2 separate regions of the Homo sapiens genome follow, and region 1 is linked to region 2. A link is a loop called in an ENCODE intact Hi-C map of the cell type or tissue named here. Cell type or tissue: endothelial cell of umbilical vein. All regions are shown on one strand.

Region 1 (8,000 bases), 110 kb before region 2:
TACACATTTTATAATTGGGATAAAATGTGAAGAAAAACATTCCAGGAGCACATACATCAAGAAATAGGTTTTTATTTGTTATAAATTTTCATAGATTATGCTGCTTTAGTGACATTTAGGAAGAGAGACATTAGAATACACAATTAATGCAATCCAGGTTATTGCCATGAAAAGTACATTTGATATCTAATTTTATAAATCTCTATTTTAGAAAAATGTGTTCCCATTCCTAACAGATATCTCCAAAGGAGAGTAGAATCTTTTTTAATAAAAGATAAAAAAGAAGAAAAAATGTACTGATATAAGATCAACACAGCAGAGAGAGAAAGAGATGCAGTTTTGTCTCCATCTTAAGCAATATAGAATTTTAGTGGCATTTTATAATTACTATCACACTTGTTGTTGAAATAGGCATATATGGCCCAGATAATTGCCAGCAGCATGCTTACCTTTGAGTGTAACTCAAGCTCATTTCACTATTTGTTTGTTTCCTGACTCATTCCAAAACAGATTTATGTTTAGCTTTGTGCCATTTTGAATGTGTCAAAAGAAAGCATACAAACACCCAAAATCCCACACCTTAATGGAAAGTTACTTTGTAATATCTTTGTAGCATAGTTCTTAATCCAAATTAAGCTAAAACTTTCAAACATTAAAATCTATAAATGTTTGGAGTGCAGGGCATTGGAGGTATTTAACAAACATGAATTCCTAATCTAGATGTTTTCTCCTTGAAACCAAGCATGTTCCAGGACTACTATCCCACCACCTCTCAGCTTCTGCTAACAGAATGTGACTTGGTTTTGCTAGTCATCCAAGTTGTCAGCATCATGAACTAAAAATACATATAGATTTTAGATTAGCTGTTGTTTGAGATCCTTGTTTTTATTATTTCAATTAAACTTTTGTAAAGTGTTTGGCTCATGTCTTTGTGTTATGGCCTATGGTAGGGAAAAAAACCAACAAAAAGACATACTCTCTACTCTCAAGAAGCTCCACGTCTACTGGGAAACACAGATGCCATCAGTTCAAATGGCTGTAATACAAAACATGATGATAGCGATGACTAAAATAAATATCATTGGTTGAACACTTACTATGACATAGATACATTTTAAAGAATTTTGCAGGTATTTCCTACTCAATGAAGTATTAGGTTGGAGCAAAAGTAATCCAGTTTTTGCCATTATTTTCAATGGCAAGACCTGCAATTACTTTTGCACCAACCTAATAGATGTTAATAATCTTATTTTACATGTAAAGAAACTAAGAGAGAGAGTAAATGATTTTCCAGAGACCACACAGCAGAGAAAAACAACAGATCTAAACTATCTTCAGTCAAAGGTAAAAATCCTTGGGATTGTACATAGGCTAACATCTAAATGGGTCAATCTTTTCATTCACAAGTAGGTACACAACGGCCAGCCTCATGCCATGTCTCATATTATGCAGAATGAGCCACCTACAAACCCAGTCTATAAAATATAAAATAGATGAAACTCCCTCTCACAACTTAGTAGCAAAAAAAAAAAAACAAAAAAAACCCAGGATTTTCTTAAAATGATTAACTCAGTTTTAACTTTGTGTCTGTTTTCATAAATGTCCTTCAACCAAATTCTCATTATTCATTCTACGAGGCAATATCTTCTTGTGTATCACATACTTAGACTCAAAGTAAGTACAAAAACTGCTACCTCAGCTAGGTGGAAAGAGAAGAAAAATGGTATATAATTGCATAAATCTTCTAAACAGAATAACATTTACCATTGTTTATTAATCTCTTTAATAGCCTTTTCCCTGAACAAGGAAAAGAAGCATGACTTTTTAGAGCACTCCAGGTAACTGCTTAGCTGTTGACTGAGAAATAGTTACTCATATACACCTCCGCTCAAGCTTTGTTTCTTGAAGGAATGGCACAAACTGTATAATTTGGCTCAAAATCCACAACCTAGCAAGTGTAATTTCCCTGTAGCCTTAAGTGAAGGCAAACTTTAGCTGAGCAGTAAACATGGTATACAGATCAAATAGAGGTTTGAACATACTCTATTTGCTTCCCTTTAGAAAAAACAAAGAGAGGAATGACAGGAAATGGAAGCAAGCATATCAGGGCAGATGAGAAAGGAAGAAAATAAAAATACCTTAGAACTCATCCAACTTACTCAGCTGAAGCCAAGGAGTCTGAGTCACAAACACAGCTCTGCCCCTTCACTGGAGCTGGGGTTGCACAGGCAAAGTCCGACACAGACATTATTGTCTCTCAAATGTCCAGCTTTTAAAATGTATTTAAGAAACATGTCATTAACACTTAATTCTCATATACTCAATTTACCAATAGAGATAGGTAATATGATGTATCATAATGTGATCATACAGAGAACAGTTACTCAGCCCACAGACCCCTTGCTTTCCATTTCTTGTGGTACCAACCAATTTCTCCCATTTTGTCCCTTTCATAAAAGTAGAGGTATGAATAATATAGTGAAATGGAATCAATGGTTTCATCTGAACAATGTTTGCTCAGTTGACACCTTACTGATAAAAACGTAATAGCTATGTAAGAGTGGACTAAAGAGCTGATTTACTTTATTATTTCATTCAATATGAACTATAGGACAATGCGTTTCTATAAAAAATTTGTACCACAGATTTTGAGTGGCAATACATAGCAAAATAATTGTCCTTTCCCTTCTAAAATTATTTTTTGATAACTAAGTGAACTTGTTATAAAAAAATTTCCTCAATTGCTTCTCAGTATATTTGTAGTTAATTTGAGCTCATGATCCTCAAGAGATTATGTGAAAATCCTAATGGAAGCATAAAAAAGACTGAAAGCTTTGTGGATGTTTCACAGGCTAAGACTTCAAACTTCCGCACCAAGTTTTAATCCCGTTGGTATCTGTCCAGGGGAAAATATGTTCTGATTTTCATTCTTCTTCCTGAAGTTTTCAACTTGCTTTCCTAATATTCTTCATCAACACATGAGTTCTTCCACTGCATCTCTCTCCTAGCCACACTATTCTTGGGATCATCTCACCACCACTCTGCCAATAACCATGGGACTCATTAAAAATAGGATGCCAAAGGCATCCTTCCTTTTGATAAAAGGAAATGCGATAGTATTAAGAGCTGTAAAATCCCACGGATTCCGGGTTATAGGATTTAAAGTCTTATACCACTTTCAACCTTAAAATAGGAAGAAGAAAAGGAGGTAAGGAAAAATGGAGGGGAAAAAAGAAGAAAAGAAGGTAAGGAGAGGGGAGAGGGGAGAAAGGGAGGACTTCCTTTTAGGAATTGGATCTCCTTTCCCTGGGTTCCATAATGTCACTTATCCTGTTTATCCTCTTACTTTGCCAAAGCTTATCCCACAGTAATTTCATTTAAAAGAGCACAAGAATCACAAATGACTTTTCACATCCCAAAAAATATATTTACTCTATACAAATACTTGAATAATAGTTTGGTGGGCTATGTAATGCTAAGTTGAAAATTACATTTCTTTTTAATGTTAAGGTGTCTCTCCATAATATTCTAACTTCAGTGTTGCTTTTGAGAATTTTAATGCCATTCTGATTCCAGAGTCTTTGTAGTTAAATGTTTGTTTTTCTCTCTGGGAAGTTTTGGATCCTCTGCTTTTTCCAGGTGTTACGAAACAGCACAAAAAATGTGAATCTTTTCTTGCTGAACTCTTACTGGGTTCTTTTAACCTGAAGGCCTGTACTTTAGTTATGGAATTTTTTTTTGTGCCCGATTTCTTGAACAATTTCCTAAACTGTTTTCTCTGTTCTCTCTTTATTTAATATTTATTAGCTTAATGTTGGAATACTGGATTGATAATTTTCTTATCTCTTTTTTTTTCTATTTTCCATTTATTTATATTTTGATTCTATTTTCCCCAGGAATTTTCTCAATATCTAGTTGATCTTCTACATGATTTTATATTAATCTCCAGGAACTTTTTCTGATTGTTTCTTTACATAAATATCTTAGTTTTTCCTTTTGGTTTTTGTTTTTATTGGAAGCAATATTTCTTGTTATTCTTAGGATTTCAATTACACCAATTGCTTTTGTCTTCTTTATCTTCCTGTATTGTCTGTTTCTTTTACTTTTTCTTTTTTAACCATTTGCACTTCCCCACCCTGCTGACATGTTTACATTACCAGGTCTGGTACAAAGGAGTCCAGAGCTTCTCAGGTTCAGTTTCTCCTGAATATATTAATGGCTGGCCTCCTGCTTGAGGGGGAGTCACTTGATCTCCAGAAGGGAAGGAGAACTAGGGGCTTAACTGTACCTTATGCACATTTTCCTCCAATCCAAGAAAGCCTTACTAACTTCATAAGTCATGGAACTCCTTGAGAGTGAGTTTTTCAGGTTGCAGTGGTCCTCAGTGTGGTCTTCTATAAATAACAAACTCACATACTGGAAACAAAAATCACAGCCATTCATAAAGAACTTCCTAGGTATCTATCCTGATTGTTGCTTGGTGTTTATACATGCATGATGTTCAGCCGTGATTCACTAGACTCCAGTCACATTCTCCTTCCTTCTATTTTTCTAATACTTCAAGCTCTTTCCTATGCTTATTTTGGAATTAAGCCAATACTTCTGTATATAGATTGTTTACAATCAGATACAAACTAAAGGAAGGAACAGTGATCAAAAATGCATGACCAGGCTGGACATGGTGGCTCATACCTCTAATTCCAGCACTTTGGGAGGATGAGGCAGAGGCTTGCTGAGGCCAGGAGTTTGAGACCACCCTGGGCACCATAGTGAGACCTCATCTCTACTAAATAATAAAAATAATAAATAATAAATGCATGATTAGACAGAACCCCACGGCTGAAGGAACCATAAAGTTCTATAAAGTACTATCCTAATAATGCAAAGTAAATAAATTCTTGCTGTTATACCAATCTACCATTAAAAACCACATAAGTAAAACGGTATACTTTTAAAGAGATGCTTCACAAAGGCATATTGATTGATTGGATGTTTTTAAAAGAACTTAGCTATATAATTCCTTTAAATAACTATTGATTTAAATAACGATTTAAAATTCCTTTAAATAGCTATTACAAGCCAGTAAACATTTCGCTATGCCAATGTTTATAAACTTCGTCATTACATAAAACTAGATTTATGTAAATCTAAGTTTTTGCAACCTAATATTTCTGTGACAATAGTGAAAAGTTTCTATTGTTAAAATCTTTTTATGTTATTATGATTTGAGGATGATCCTGCCCAAGCCCCTTCTCTTGAGAACTGCCACCACCTGCCCCTGGAGTCATGTTTGTCCCTCAGGCCCTTGTTCCACAGCCATATTCTATTGGGCAATTTATAGAGAACTAGTAATCATGAGACTCAGTTGGATTAATGAGAATCTCTCTCCAAGGAATGTGGAATTGGGTCAATGAGCAGGAAGGTCAGTTAGTGGTGGTTGCTTCTTTGTTGTATTATAACGACTCCTAGGTCAGAGGATCTCGCTTTGAGGACACTGTGATAGGAATGTTTAAGGAGAGCACAAGAAACTGTCCTTTAGCAAGAAAAGGAGAATGAGAGAGGCACTAAAATGGCCCCATTTATTACCAGAAAAAGGCACATACTAAGAAAATCTGCAAGGTGAACTGTAGGTCTAGTTCCTGTCATAATGCCCCATTACTTATCTACCTTTGATCTCATGGGAAAAGTCGGTATCCTTCTAATTACACCTCTGTTTTATGAAACAATAAGTCACTATATAATATGCATGATTTTTAAATCAATTTCAAGACACACCTGACAACTGTCATATGAAGATTATAATTAGTGTTAATGGAAGGCCAGCTAAGATTGCATTGCAAATTTGGTGTCCTTTTACACTTCATAAAGGATAACCTCTGCAATGAACATTTAATTGGTAAATTATATGTTCTAGGTTTTCAGATCCATGGCAAAATCTATAGGATAAGCTAAGGAATTATGTTTTGATTTGACAGACACTAGGGCCTCTTTGAGGGTGGGAGGAGGGAGAGGATTAAAAAAAAATACCTATCAAGTACTATGCTTATTACCCTGGGTGATAAAATAATCTATACACCAAACCCCCATGACAAACAATTTTCCTATATAACAAACCTGCACCTGTACCCCTGAACCTAAAATAAAAGTTAAAAATAAATAATAAAGATACTGAAGAATAAACATCATAATAATAGGTGAATTTCTCAGTGCAGCCAAAGTTGTGAGGGTGTGTCTGTGAGAGTGTGTTTAAGCTGCCACATACAATATAAATCCTAAGAGGCTGCATGAAAATTAAATTACCAACTCAAAACATAGCTTGGAGAAATAATTATCAATCCAATGTGCATTTATGCTTAGAAATGTTTTGTCTATTGTGAATGAGTTGTTAGGGTATTAGATTGCAATATTTTCAGAATTAGAGAATGATTCATATGAATCCCTGTGCTTCAAAGAATAAACATGTTAGCATGAAGTAGAATTATAGGAATATCTAGTAATTGACTGTATACAACATATTTTTATATAACCACATAATAACAGTGATAACAAGTATTTGATTAAAACTTTGTTGCGTTAAAAATCTCTTTAATATACTTTAACATTACCTTATTGGAACTCCACAATAACCCTGTGAAGTACATATTCATCGTAACTTACTAAAGAAGAACCTGAAGTTCAGAGATGCCAGATAACGTGTGTAAGATAATACAGCTTGAAAATGGAAGAGCCCAAACTCAGTCCTAAAATTACTGCATCAAAATCTGTTGTCCTTTCACCACATAATACTGCCACCTAAAATATTTTCTTAAGCTAGCAAGGATGCAAGCCACTTAAGCACTACACTTTTTTTCAGAATAAAGTCACAATCTGTAATATAACTCAATAACTAAGCAACCAACATATCACAAAACATGAGACTTTGTGCACTACTTCCAGTATCGCCCAGATGAAAGCCTGTTCTCCATGTCCAAGGGCTTTGCTGCCCTTCAGGAATTATCCAAGTCAGCAGCAGCATGAGGCCTGAGGTCAGTTCGCAGGCAGCTGGTCACTGACATCCAGGATAAATAAATAAGAAAGCTACAACAAGCTAGATCCAAAGCATGGTCAAAACAGAGTAGTTCCTGTATCAACGCCTGTGCAGGGAGGCACACAGACCATTACTGGGTCACAGCAGGAGTAATATGAATACTTAAAGAGCACTTTGAAAAGAAATAATGTACAAATTCATTAATTAATCTCATATCCTGTAATTTCTGTGCCTTTTCACTTTCTCTGCCTTTTTACTAAAAACAAAAGAAAACAAAACAAAAAGCACATGCTGTGTCTTGTCCTCACTCCATGACCACAAAGTATGACTAACTACTGTCTTCCTTTCAGAGCATTTTTCCATAAATATGGGAATACTAACTACTACCTCATAAAATCGTTAAGAATATTTAAAAATACAATTCATGTAAAGCACTTAGAACTTCAGCTGGCAAGATAAAAGTCCCAATAAATGTTAGCTGCTGTTGTTTTTTATCATTATTATTGAGAACCAAAGCTATACAGCCCAATGTATATATTAACATGACTTTACTCTTACAAGAAACTCTTGCCCAAGAAGATGAAAAGGCAAATAATTGTATTTTTTGTTTATTTCAAGAAATTCCACCAAATCCATATATCCAAACTTTCAACTATGCTTTCATCATCTCATTTCTCATAACAGATCATGCAACCAGGCTTATCAAGAGATGACTTACCTTTCTACACTCATTCAAAATCCTTGCCTCACTGTGTCCATCAATTTTATACTATTATGTCACAAACTCTAGTCAATCCAGTTAAGTTCTCTGCATTGAAAGACCTGCCTGTCTTAAACCAGCACCCCAAAACCTCATAAATGCCCTGGCTTTCACCTCTACCCTAAGAAGATTTACTAAGATTTCAACAAGATATTGATCTTCCTTACTGGGTTAAGAATAAATGCAGTTTTCTTTATTTTGGTGGTCTTTTTA
Region 2 (8,000 bases):
ACATTGACATAATCCTGTGTAGGTCACATAATTTCAAACTATGAAAACTTTTAGTTTGTCTTTTGTCATTTTAACTTTGTCTATGACATTTTTTCATACAGCTTTATGTTTATATTTCATGTTTAAGGCATTTTACTATATAGTTTATCTTTGCTTGGCACTATTCTCTTTTTATGATTCATGTCTTGAATGGGATTGTGTCTGTGTTGTTATAAATATTTTATATTCAGAACAAGAGCTTGAATCTAGTCTATTGTGAAGGATGAAAGAGAAGTATTTTATCAGGGAAGCCACTTATCAGATTTATGTTTTCTAAAAATCAATGTGGTTGTTTTGTTTAAAGCACCACAGATTCTTTCACATTTCTCCTACTAATGGGTGGGATCTATGTTCCTTCCTCTTGAATCTGGGCAGGCTTGTAACTGCTTCAACCAATATGGATTGACAGAAGTGATACTATTTCACTTTCAAAGCCCAAGGTCGTATATCTTCTACCTGGTTCTCTTTGGAGGCTCACTCTGGAATAAGCCAAATTCCACTTAAGGATTCCAATTACACCATTCTGGAGAAGTCTGTAGGTACATCTGTCAGCAGTTCAAACCTTCTAGTCATCTCTGCCAAGACACCAGACAGGTGAGTTAAGGAGCTTCTAGAGGATTTCAGTCTCCAGCCATTTGTCACCCCCAGCTGTTTAAATATCCCCAAATGAAACCTCACACACTGAGGAGTAGAGACAAGCCATCCCTACTATACCCCATCCCAGTTTCTGACTCCTAGAATCCATGAATATAATAAAATGATTGCTGTTTATGCTATTCACTTTGAGTGGTTTGTTCACAGCCATATCACTCTAGCAACAACACTGGCAATGAATTAGAAAAGGGAATGAAAAAGGAAGTCCAATTAGGAGGCACTTACAAGTGTCCAGAAGAGACACAGAGAAACCTGAAACAAGGTTGGAAGGAAAATGGGAAGAAATTGAGAGTTCAGAAGCTGAATTTGCAATATACACATATCGCAAAAATAGATTAGTATCAAAATATAACCTTGTAGACTGCTATATCAGAAAACTAAGCCACTTATCAGCCTAAGCCACTATCAAACATGAGTCCATAACTAATTTATAGAAAAATGAAGTAATTTTCTTCCCAAGTGTCACACTTTTTACAAATCATGCATTCTTCCACTACAACTTTAAAGCTTTTTCTTTTGTAACCAGAGGGTCACAGATAAGTCAGGGCTCACTGAGGGAGCTCAGGAGATAATAAAATCAAAGGAAACCTGGCTTGAATATGTGACAATGGCACACATTTTAGTCACAGAAATAACACATAAGCAGTCTTTTAATAAAGGAGCTAAAGGATTATTTTTCACCCTCTGAAAAGCAAATTATCTTAATTGGCTAAGATCAGAAGATATCAACAGGGTTCCAAAAGCAATATAATATTGGGCCTTTAAACTAGTCCAAATTGTCTTAGAAGTAAAAGAGACAGATGGAGTCCATCAGCTCTATTTGAAAACCAACAATAGCAAGGCCAGTTGTGTTACAGCAGGTGAAACTGTTTAATCATTACTTCCTAATTGGGATCCTTTGCTTTCTCTGGCTTGTTGGGAAGCAGACTAACAGGTGATTTTAACTGTTTGTCCTGACTCAATACTTTTGCTCTAGACTTTGTAACTTACCTGGGAGTTTCAAAGCCAAAGTGCCTATATGAGCAATCCATGTATTAAAGTACCCCAATTCTACACTGTAAGAGTTTACCCAGGGGCTAGTAGAGTTAGACAAATTAGAAGAGGTTTATCATGGTGAGGAAAAAGTGCATTTAGTTCACCGATATTATCTAGATGATGCCGATTTGTACACTTCCAAGAAATCTCAAAAGGCAACATTACCTTGATAAAGTCTAGTCTAGTCCTAAGTCTCACATGTAAGTAGACACAGAGATTATCAGAATTTCCAGGTTTGTTTTTTGAGACGGAGTCTCGCTCTGTTGCCCAGGATGGAATGCAGTGGCACAATCTTGGCTCACTGCAACCTCCACCTCCTGTGCAAGGGGAAGCCCTTCTTCCAAACTCCAAGAAACATGGAAACTCAAACTAATATTCAGAAAACAAAATGGTGACTATGAAATTAAAACGAAAATTGGTGTATTCACATGAGAATTTTTTTCTTCCAAGCTGTTATGCAAATTGATGAGCTAGACTCTTCCCACCACAGAAAATGCTAATCAAAGGATGAGATAGCTCGATGTTCACAAGCTAATGTATTTAATACCATAGGCTGAACTCTTTAAAGAGCCAGTAACACCCTTTCCCTTCACCTTTCCAGTTAAGAAGTCAATACAGAGGTTATGTAGGGTTCGAATTTTCACTTATTGCTGGATTGTGGACTTCAACATGGACTTGCAGCCATATTCAGTCTTCCCGTGCCTTCCCTTCAAGTCTAGCCCTTGAGCTGCCCTCATGGAGAGTTGGGTCTACAAAGCAAGATATCACCAAGCCAGCTGAAAGTGGACGTATTAGTCCGTTTTCATGCTGCTGATAAAGGCATACCCAGGACTGGGCAATTTACAAAGGAAAGAGGTTTAATGGAAAACTCACAGTTCCTTGTGGCTGGGGAAGCCTCACAATCATGGCAGACGGCACGGAGGAGCAAGTCACATCTCACGTGGATGGCAGCAAGCAAAAAGAGAGAGCTCATGCAGGCAAACTCCCGTTTATTTAAACCATCAGATCTCGTGAGACTCATTCACTATCACGAGAACAGCACAGGAAAGACACGCCCCCATAATTCAATCACCGCCCACTGGGTTACAATTCAAGATGAGATTTAGGTGGGAACACAGAGCAAAAGCTTATCAGTGGTGTTGCAGCTGTTGAACAATCTGTTTGCCAAGGAGCTTCCTGAGAGCTTCAAAAGCAGTGGTAGTTAAGGCCTGCCTCTTGAAGATAGTCCTGATCCAGGTGTACCAACCACATAAAAAAGACAGTCCACAAAGGTCTCAGTGATTTATGCTCAGTCCCTTTCATTAATATTGCCAATCATGTAATCCATTCTTTACCCCTTGAAAAGAAGGGAGGGTAGAAGTGGGGGTAGTGTAGAAGAAATAGTGGGAGCTCTGTTCCCAGTTCTTCTGAAGGAGCTGTTCTTGTTTTGTGAGTCTAAGTGAAAACATTACGTCAAAAAGAATATAGCTTTTTCTTTGCTCTCTGCTCTGTGGAGCCAGGCAGGGTAGGAAAAGGAGATTCCAGGGAGCTAAGAATTTAAAGCCAGAGTGACTGTCAACATTCCCATAGTGAAACGCAGCTCCCCTTCACTAGTCCTAAATGGTGCCCTATAGAACCCTGGAAGACCTTCCCGGGGGCACGTCACAACCTCACTGACGCAAAATGTCCTCTTTGGGACTACCAGAAGACACCATGTAGTAACCTTTGTAGGTAGATGGCTGCTGAGTCACTATAATGAACATCTAAAATTTAACATCTTCTCCTTTTACTTTGTATTACCAATGATTTATTTTTTATTCTTTTTAAAAAGAATACAATATAACTTGGAAAAGAATTGGCTAGATACAGCTCAGTGGACTTAAAACAATGTGCTATGTTTGAACAACATCAAATTATTTTTGAAAACCTTGCCAAGTGACTTCAATAAGATGAGAACTATTAACATGAACTTTTAAAACAGCAAATTTCAAACATTTTTTAGATGTTTTCTGCACTGGATGTTGTAGAGTACTATTTAGATCCTCCCTGAAGACCAAGGCATTCTTTTCCTCAGGTGCTAAGAATCTTGCCTACTGATGACTCACAGCTGAGTCCACCTACAGGCATTTCCCTTCACTGAAAAAAGTTGTTTCCCCCAATCCTGCACAAACTATGTCCCATCCTGGAAGGCAGCCAATATCCAATGACTGATCATTGTGGAATTAACACGTCCTAACTCTCTTGCCTTAATTTGGAAAACTCTTTAAGAATCAGCTCAGCACCAGGATTTCCTGTAGGATCAATTGTTGCCATAGCATTAAAATTCAACTTCTATTTTTTGCCCATCCTCATTGCTCTTGACTGCAGTAAATCATAGTTGTAGACTAAAGAACAGGTCCAATTCTTCTTGCCTTTTCTCTTTTTTTTTTTTTTTTTTTTTTTGAGACAGAGTCTTGCTCTGTTGCCCAGGCTGGAGTGTAGTGGTGCAATCCCGGCTCACTGCAACCTCTGCCTCCCGGGTTCAAGTGATTTTTTCTCCTGCTTCAGCCTCCGGAGTAGCTGGGATTACAGGCATCTGCCACCATGCCCAGCTAATTTTTGTATTTTATTAGAGATGGGGTTTTGCCATGTTGGCCAGGCTGATCTCAAACTCCTGTTTGCCCGGGAGCTGGCATAATTTCAAGTCATCTGTGAGACATTCAAGGGGAATCTTAAGTAAATAATCTATTACTTCCTAGGACTAGGCAAGTTTGGAACAACCCTAAAACCAATAGCACTCTTCCATCTAAAGAGGAAGTTCAGGTCCTGTAACCCTTCAACACTTACTGTCAAGGCTAAGATACAGTTGGTTCTCAGTACTAGTGTAAAGGGTTTTGGAGATAAATGTTCTTGCTTCTGTGTAGACTGTCTATATTTGAGAGATTCTCTCATGTCCCTCCCTTTAGGATTGCTTGGTGCTTTTTTCCATTCTGTCTTCTCTCACGTATATGGGGCAGAAGGATGAGCAAGAGCTCTCTACAACTTGTCAGGGCAAACACTGCCACTTTTAAAAAGCCAAACAAGGATGAGAATGAGATGCAGAGAAAAGAGGACATGGAGGGAATGCCTTACGCCAATTACTCTAGGTTTTATGGTATAGTATCCGCAAGAATAATATTAAGAAGACACGGTGAGGGTAAATTACTCTTCAAGACATTGTCAAGGAAATGAAGGCAGGAGGTGAGACAAGAAACAAGGTGTAGATGTTTTAAGTATAAAGGGCTTCTGAGCTGCTTTATTCCTAAAGATTACTCAAATTAGTTATTTTGCTGAAGGGCAGGCATCAGTAAGAAAAGACAGTTGCAAGGTGAGAAATCAGGAGAGAGTAACTGATAAACAACTTCCTTAAAAAGCCTACATGGAAATAGACCAAAAGCACAGGGAAAGATATCAACTTTAAAGTGGAAGAATATTTCATCCTCTGAGACAGGCAATAAAAAGAGGGAATGTAAAGAGGTAGAAAAATTAGGGGGCTAAGAAAATTGTGTATATTGAGAAATATACACAAATTTCTCAATAAAATCAGAATTGAATTTATCTGCTGAATGTGAGATAGGCCAAGGGAATGGTGGGGACATAAGAAATGTGGAAAAGCTGAGGTGCATTTGCCCTAAAGGAGATAATAGGGGTTAACCAAGGGACCAAATAAACAATTTACTAAACAATAGCAAGGATCTAGATAAGGTTAAAGAGCTTAAATTTGTGATGTATTCACTCAACATAATTCTGCGATCAAGGGCTGACTCCTTAAAAAAAATAAATTGAGATGGTGGTTGGGTGCCTAGATTTGGAGAGTGACCAGAAAGACAGCAAAAGGTTGGGGGATGGTGGGGCAGTTGGGAAGGTAGAGTACTAATGGGTGAGAGCGAATGCACAGTTGTATTAGATGACCAATGAAACCATGCTGAGTGAGATAGAATAGGAATAGAAGGGAAACAACGGCAAGAGCCAAGGAGCTGGATGTCATACTGAAGGTTACAGCAAGAGCCACAAGTAACTGGGAGAAGCAGTAGGCTGGGAAGCTTAAATCAGATGAGGACAATTAACTGAGAGCACTTTAGACAGGTTCCATTGCCAGACTGCAAGAGCTAGTTCCACCTTACTAAGTAAGGAGATGAAGTAAATAGAATTGTTGTGAGAGTCCGTATGTGAACACATATAAAGTAGTTAGGTCAGGGTCTGATATGTACTGTTCACTCAATAAATGTTAAGCTATCATTATATTCCAGAGTTTACCATTGTAGAAGTTCCATAATCAAAACAGGTGAAGCATTACTCAAACTGATAAGGCATAACTTCCAATGATGTATCATTTTGCTAATGGAGAGGTGTCATTGAGAATAGATGGCTTCACGCCATCAGGAAGCTGAGGTTTAGTGAAGGCAAAAGCCACTGTATGCATATAGAAACAATTTACATTCTATCTTCTGGAGCTCTACCCTCAGTGACTAGGAATGACAGGAAGAGGATATGTTGATATTTATAAATGGAGGCATATTTAGGTGGGAAAAAATTGTTTTTGCTTTTCAGATTGTTTTTGCATTTGGGTGCCTCAAAATCACAGTATTAACTATATCCACCTGACAAATGACACATGCAATTAGTTCCACCATGAAAACTTCCACATTTCTGAGGTGTCCTGCATCAATGCCAGAATGATCTCTTCTATGCACTGTTCTACCAGGTTTTAGGAGTGCTGCTTAAGTCCATTTACAAAACCTTGAAGCTCTCTTGTTTAAACTGAGATATGAGTCTGATGTGCTTCTTTATAACATGTTATGAGAATTCAATTTCAGTAATAGATTAAGACATATCTTGGACATATTTCACAAAATTAAAATGAAATTGATATACCAATTGAACTCATCAACTCAATATAACCATCATCTACACCTAAGGGCACACTAAATATCATTTCATGAGCAGGATGAAAAGAGAATTATTTCCAATCAGAATCTCACACAGTTTTAATGTGATTATATCCAGTTGACTAATTGTGTCATTTCCCTTTATGTTCATTCATTTAACAAATATTGATCTACTGTCTGTTATGTGTAAGGTACATTCTAGTGGCTGCGTGAAATAAGTGATACAAGTTGGGATAAAACTCCTACCTGGGAACTTGCCATCTGTGGGACAGACAGAAAAGTACATATATTAAAAACTAGAATAAAGGGCAGAATGTATACATGGAAGTACTAAAGAAGTAGCAATTGATCCTGACTGGGAAAATTTCATAGAGATAACATAAACAAGACAAACATTCATGAGGTAGAGATACTCCAGGCTAATGACTAACATGAGAATAGAAGGACTGTGTAGAGCAGTGACATGGGGAATATTTGAGTCTTTAGGTGGCTTTGCAAATACCTAGCCTGTTCAACAACCTCTGTGTTGACAAGCACTGTGTCAAATTCACATTTTTTCCTGAATTTTCTTTATTTTTATTTTTTAATTTTTATTTTTATTTTAAGTTGTGGGCTACATGTGCAGGATGTGCAGGTTTGTTACATAGGTAAACATGTGCCATGGTGGTTTGCTGCACCTATCAACCCATCACCTAGGTATTAAGCCTAGCATGCATTAGCTATTTTCCCTAGTGCTCTCCCTCCCAACCTCACCCCCCAACAGGCCCTGGTGCGTGTTGTTCCCCTCCCTGTGTCCATGTGTTCTCATTGTTCAGCTCCAACTTATAAGTGAGAACGTGCAGTGTTTAGTTTTCTGTTCCTGCATTAATTTGCTGAGGATGATGGCTTCCAGCTCCATCCATGTCCCTGCAAAGGACGTGATCTCATTCCCTTTTTTGGCTGCATAGTATTCCGTAGAAATTCACACACTTTAAGACATTTCTTAAAAAGTAGCCCCACTCCTGTCCCAATCTTTCTTAGATGCTACTTTATAGATAGTAACTGGCACCTTTTCTTTATAAATTTGATTTGGACTTTGATATGATATTTCATACATTCAAACATTAGAATGGCCTCTCTTTCATTTTAATAATCATCCTTGAAATTTAAAAAAGAATTTCCATGATTATGTTCACATATAACATATACATGTTATTTATTTACATATCAATAATATTTAACGTAGCGTATCAAAGATTTACTTGTTTTTCATAATTTGTATTTCGGAAAGTTTAGTTGCCAAATTAAAAAAGCTAATGTGTAATTACATTGTAATTTCAAAGTGTAATGTCTCCTTAATAAAAAAAAAAGTTTTTTAAGATCCCAGAAGATTCTAGAATGAACTGA

The links. A loop is a pair of places that touch in the nucleus more often than their neighbours do. Peaks named below come from ENCODE experiments on the same cell type or tissue, not always from the same donor. Only the 100,000 strongest peaks of a DNase experiment are listed, where the experiment ranks them.
Region 1: it touches region 2 in a loop (7-fold over the local background); 2 of 110 quality-filtered maps call a loop at or near these places.

The regions. Positions count from the first base shown.
Region 1 is chr6:78,485,482-78,493,481 of GRCh38, forward strand. No RefSeq gene overlaps it. Among named protein-coding and RNA genes, the nearest start is that of MIR10524, 50 kb to the right of the region's middle. In endothelial cell of umbilical vein, no CTCF peak of the experiment used is centred here; DNase peaks (open chromatin) are centred at 2,110, 4,530 and 7,060; H3K27ac peaks cover 3,777 bases.
Region 2 is chr6:78,595,285-78,603,284 of GRCh38, forward strand. No RefSeq gene overlaps it. Among named protein-coding and RNA genes, the nearest start is that of MIR10524, 60 kb to the left of the region's middle. In endothelial cell of umbilical vein, no CTCF peak of the experiment used is centred here; DNase peaks (open chromatin) are centred at 3,007 and 3,897; H3K27ac peaks cover 3,438 bases.